2 separate regions of the Homo sapiens genome follow, and region 2 is linked to region 1. A link is an interaction called in ENCODE POLR2A ChIA-PET data of the cell type or tissue named here. Cell type or tissue: GM12878. All regions are shown on one strand. Each heading gives the region's core, and the rest is flanking DNA. Links, peaks and the distances in the headings are about the cores only. Region 1 overlaps TMOD1 (tropomodulin 1). Region 2 has its middle 14 kb from the start of FOXE1.

Region 1 (2,810 bases), core at 193-2,692:
AGAGCCAGGATTTACATCCAGGCAGGCCATCAGTACTCATTACCAGTACTCCATGCTGCCACCTTCCCATAATATAACAGCTCACGCTTACATAATATCCCAGGCACGTCTTAAGCATTTTACATATAAGAACTAATTTCATCCCCACAACAACCCCAGTTTATAGATGGGGACACCAGGCACAGAAATGTTAAAAGTTGGCTGGGTACGGTGGCTCGCACCTGTAATTCCAGCACTGTGGGAGGCCGAGGTGGGTGGATCACCTGAGGTCAGGAGTTCGAGACCAGCCTGACCAACATGGCGAAACCCCATCTCTACTAAAAAATACAAAAATTTGCCAGGTGTGGTGGTGTGCACCTGTAGTCCCAGCTACTCGGGAGGCTGAGATAGGAGAATTGCTTGAACCTGGGAGGCGGAGGTTGCAGTGAGCTGAGATCGCCCCACTGCCCTCCAGCCTGGGTGACAGAGCGAGACTCTGTCTCAAAAAAAAAAGAAAGAAAGAAATGTTAAAAGTTACCTGAGATTACAGAGCCAGTAACTAGTAGACCTTGGATTTGAATCCAGCAAGGTGGTCTCCAGAGTCTGTGTGTGTGTGTGTGTGTGTGTGTGTGTGTGTGTGTGTGTGTGTGTGAATCAGGAAGATAGATTGTGTTTCATTATGTGTCAATTGCTATTTAAGGCCCCCCAAAGGACTAATGAAGGATTTGAGTCTGCCCTTCATTGCTCCTAGGTTCCCTGGCCTTGTGCAGACTGATCCGGAGTCCGCCTTAACTACTATGCCCTCTGTCTAGTGGCCTGTCTTGACAATATACTGAGGATTGGGGTTAAGAAAATAGTTCCCTCTCCTGAAAGACTGATTGATGTTCTTCCTTCTACTATCAGACACCAAGAGTCCTCCCATTCATCTTGTCCCCCCCTTTCCCCTTGGCTGCCATGAGTCATCTCAGAGCCAATTTGAGTGTCCAAATACAGTTGTCATCTTCAGCCAGGGCACTGGCATAATTTTCTCTCTTTATTCTCTGTATCGGGTGCTCTTAACCCGGACTTTTGAATAGGCTTCAGGGGAATCACACACCCACTGAAATGATATGCAAATTGTTGTGTATATGAATATATTCATTTTTGTGGAGCAAGAATTCATAAGCTCTAATCAGATTCTCCAGGAGTTTCGTGATCTTAATCTTCAGGGTTTCTGCCTGTCTTTCTAGAATTTCTGTTCTTACTAGTTGCATTGGTCATGTAGTTTATTTTTTAAGCCATCTCAAGCCTTTTTAATGCTGTAAGTGGAATACAATGTAAAACCATAATAAGCAAATGCGTGCAATGTTGCTATCCATTCTGAATTTTTAAATCTCTCTTGGTTTGCATGGAGGAAGTCTGTCCTCACGTCTCCCTCTCTCTTACCTTCACTTTGCACACTTCTGAGTGGTTTTGATGTCTCAGGGTCTCAGGTGTCTCAGGTTCCCATCCCAGCACTGCCCAGGCACCCATCTTGTGCTCATAGATCCAAACTTGCAAGAAGTTTGCTGACCAGAAAGAGCCCTTGATTTTGATCCAAGGCACAAATGAATTCATTTGTAGATTTAAAAATCCACTATCTTAATGCAATGGCCAGGAGGAAGCTTTGTGGTAACTAGCACTCACCTTGGTGTTCAAAATGTGGTGGTTTGTAGATACTAGTCAACACCACCTGACTAGATGTTTATTAGAGCTTATTAGGAATTATTAAGTTTATTTTCTAATCAACTTATTAGAGCTTATTAGAAGCAAGGAGCTTTTTAGAAACTCAGACTCTCAAGCCCCATCTCATACCTACTGAACCAGAATCTGCATTTCTGAAAAGATCCCAAGTAATTTCAATGCACATTAAAGTTAGAGAAGCACGGATATAAAACAAGAAGACTCATTTCTCAAGTTTGTCAAACCCTGGAGAGCACTTCAGTTTTCTGGAATTGGATGACCTGGGACAATTCCTACTAGGGTTCACTGTCCCATTACAAAAGGTAGGTAACAATACTTGCTGTTCCTCCCTCATGGGGTTACTGTGAATTTCAAATGAGCTCTTGGATTCACACTAGCTACGTATCATGATGGGGCTGATAGGAGCTGGAGAGCTGGCAGTGGGGAGCAGAATAGGTGTGGTCTCTGCCCTCATAGAGCTGATGATTTGGTCGGGTAGGAGAACATGCTGTAAATGCTGGTTGGTGTTGTGTGACTGTCCTGGTTATCACAGAGCCTTCATTCATTTATTTCATGCATTCATTCATTCATTCGGTGGTCAGCCATTTATTAAAACCTGAAGTGCCTGTACTATGTCACACATTAAGCTCTGAGCTGCACATGGGGAAGCAGAAATAAATGAGTCAGAAACCTCGTCCTCAGGGAGCTTTTAGTCTAGCCAGAGACAGAGATACATCATTGGGTGGTTCCATTTAGAACACACTCTGGCTGGTGCTCTGAGTTGGCACAGGGGGCTGTGGGGGTACAGGTAAATCAATGAAGAACTTTGCTTTTAAGGGTGATTACAAGTTCACAGACTGAGAAGAGGGAGAACAGCACTGAAGGCCGAAAGAACAGCAGGGGAAAGGCAGGGAGGCATGAAGGCACAGCATGCTTTTGCCATGGCCAGAAGGTAAAGAGAATTTGGAGGAGTGCCTAGAGATGATTTTGGAGAAGTAGCTTGAGGCCCGGTCTTAGAGGCTAATGAATCTGGTCTTTATCCCTTAGGAAATGGGGAGTCCCTGAAGGGAGACAATTGACGCAGGTGAAGATCTTTTAAGAGCAGCATGGAAGAAGGAATGACTTGAGGC
Region 2 (2,810 bases), core at 130-2,629, 360 kb before region 1:
ATAGAATAGAGAGTCCAGAAATAAACCCATACACCTATGACTAATTAATTTTTGACAAGGGTACCAAGAGCATTCCATGGGAAAAACAGTCTCCTCAACAAATGGTGCCATGACAATGGATATCCACATGCAAAAGAATGAATTTGAACTCCTACCTCATACCATATACAAAAATTAATTTACTAGTCCTAACAGGCATATATACGTGACTCTTCCTAACAGTAAAATACATATTTTTCTCAGGTGCACATGGCACATTCTCTGAGATAGACCATGTATTAAGCCACAAAACAAGTCTTAATAGATTTTAACAAATAGATATCATACAAAGTATTTGCTCTGAACAAAACAGGATGAAGTTAGAAATCAATAAAAGAAAACCAGGGCTGGGCATGGTGGCTCGTGCCTGTAATCCTAGCACTTTGGGAGACCGAGCTGGGCAGATCACTTGAGGTCAGGAGTTCAAGATCAGCCTGGTCAACATGGTGAAACCCCATCTCTACTAAAAATACAAAAATTAGCCAGACATGGTGGCCCAACCCTGTAATCCCAGCCAGTTGGAAGGCTGAGGCATGAGCATCAGTTGAGCCTAGGAGGTGGAGGTTGCAGTGAGTTGAGATCACACTGCTGCACTCCAGCCTGGGTGACAGAGTGAGACCCTGTCTCAAAACAAACAAACAAACAAACAACCCCCCCCAAAAAAAACCACAGAAAATTCATGAATCTATAGAAATTTAAAAACTCATTCTTAACCAATGGGTCAAAAAGAAATCACTTATTTAGATATTAGGGATATTAGAAAATACTTGGAGACAAATGAATATACAGCATACCCAAACTTATGGAATGCAGTGAAAAAAGTGCTCAGAAGGAAAAATTATAGCTGTAAGTGACTGCATTAAAGATAAAGATCCCAAGTTGCTAACCTGATTTTACACCAAATTTTACTTTTTCTTTTCTTTCATTCTTTTCTTTTTCTTTTTTTTTTTTTTTTTTTGAGATGGAGTTTTGCTCTTGTCACCCAGGCTGGAGTGCAATGGTGTGATCTCGGCTCACTGCAACCTCTGCCTCCTGGGTTCAAGCGATTCTCCTGCCTCAGCCTCCTGAGCAGCTTGAATTACAGGCACCCACCACCATGCCCAGCTAATTTTTTTTATTTTTAGTAGAGATGGGGTTTCATCATGTCGGCCAGGCTGGTCTTGAACTCCTGACCTCAGATGATCCACCTGCCTCAGCCTCCCAAAGTGCTGGACTACAGGCGTGAGCCACCATGCCCAGCCCAAATTTTACTTTTACTAAAAGTAGAGCAAACTGAACCCAAAACTAGTAGAAGAAAGGAAATAATCAAGGTTAAAGTGGAGGTTAAAAAATAGAGAATAGTAAAACAGTAGAGAAAAATCAATGTAACCAAAAGTTGGATCTTTGAAAAGATCAACATAATGAACAAACCTTTAGCTAGACTGACAAAGAGAAAATAAAGATGTTCCATAAATAACTAAATGCAGAAGTGAAAGTGGAGACATTACCACCAACCTCACAGAGATTTAAAAAAAAAAAAGATTATAAGAGAATACTATGAGCAGTTGTATGCCACTGCATTAGACAACCTAGAAGAAAGGGACAAACTGCTTGAAATACACAAATTACTTAAACTGACTCAAGAAGAAATAGAAAAATCTCAACAGATCTCTAACAAGTAAAGAGATTAAATCAGTGATCAAAAACCTCCCAACAAAGATAAGTCTGGTATCAGATGGCTTCACTGGTGAATTCTATCAACTATTTAAAGAAGAATTAAAACCAATTCTTACCAAACTCTTCCATAAAATTGAAGAAGAGGGAACACTTCCTAATTCATTCCATGAGGGCAATATTTCTCTGATACCAAAGCTAGATAGACATTATAAGAAAATTACAGACAAATATTCCTTTTGAATATAGATGCAAAAATTCTCAACAAAATATTAATAGATAAAATCCTAGAGCAAATTAAAAGGATTTTCAACATGATCAAGTGAGATTTATCTCAGGAATGCAAGGATGGTTCAACATAAGAAAATCAATCCATCACTTTTATACAATGAAGAGGGGAAGAAACTGCATGATCATCTCAATGCAGAAAAGGATGTTGCATTATTTGACAAAATCCAACATCCTTTCATGATGAAAAACTCTCAGGAAACTAGGAACAGAGAGAAAATTCCTCAAAATGATAAGGCGTATTTATTTAAAAGTTCACAGTTAACATCATACTCAGTGGTGAAAAACTGAAAGCTTTCTTCCTAATAACAGGAACAAGAGAAGAATGTTTGCTTTATGCTGTCCAACATTGTACTGGAAATTCTAGCCAGAGCTATCCGAAAAGAAAAAGAAATAAAAGGCACCCAAACTGGAAAGGAAGAGGTAAAACTATCTCTATTCACAGATGACATGATCTTATATGTAGAAAATCCCAAAGAATCCACAAGGTTACTAGAGCTATTAAACAAATTCAACAAAGTTGCAAAATATAATATTAACATAGAAAATCAGCTGTAAGAAGGAAATTAGAAAAGTAATTCCACCTACAATAGCAGCTAAAAGAATGAAATACATTAGCAGCTAAACGAACGAAAGAATAGGAATACATCTAACCAAGGAAGTGAAAGACATAGACTGAAACATTGCTGAAAGAAATTAAAGGCACAAATAAATGGAAAAACATCCCTGATCATGGATAGAAAGACAATATTGTTAAGATGTCTATTCTACCCAAAGTGTTCTACAGATTCAATGCAATCAAAATTCCAACAGAAACAGAAAAGGCGATA

What was found. ChIA-PET counts read pairs that join two places held together with the same protein. Peaks named below come from ENCODE experiments on the same cell type or tissue, not always from the same donor. Only the 100,000 strongest peaks of a DNase experiment are listed, where the experiment ranks them.
Region 2: POLR2A ChIA-PET joins it to region 1 with 5 read pairs; 3 of 35 experiments call an interaction of 5 or more read pairs at or near these places.

What each region holds. Positions count from the first base shown.
Region 1 is chr9:97,505,879-97,508,688 of GRCh38, reverse strand. All of the region lies in intron 1 of TMOD1 (tropomodulin 1), which reads right to left. Among named protein-coding and RNA genes, the nearest start is that of TMOD1, 5.6 kb to the right of the region's middle. In GM12878, for the core only: no CTCF peak of the experiment used is centred there; no DNase peak of the experiment used is centred there; H3K27ac peaks cover 438 bases.
Region 2 is chr9:97,865,740-97,868,549 of GRCh38, reverse strand. No RefSeq gene overlaps it. Among named protein-coding and RNA genes, the nearest start is that of FOXE1, 14 kb to the right of the region's middle. In GM12878, for the core only: no CTCF peak of the experiment used is centred there; a DNase peak (open chromatin) is centred at 1,489.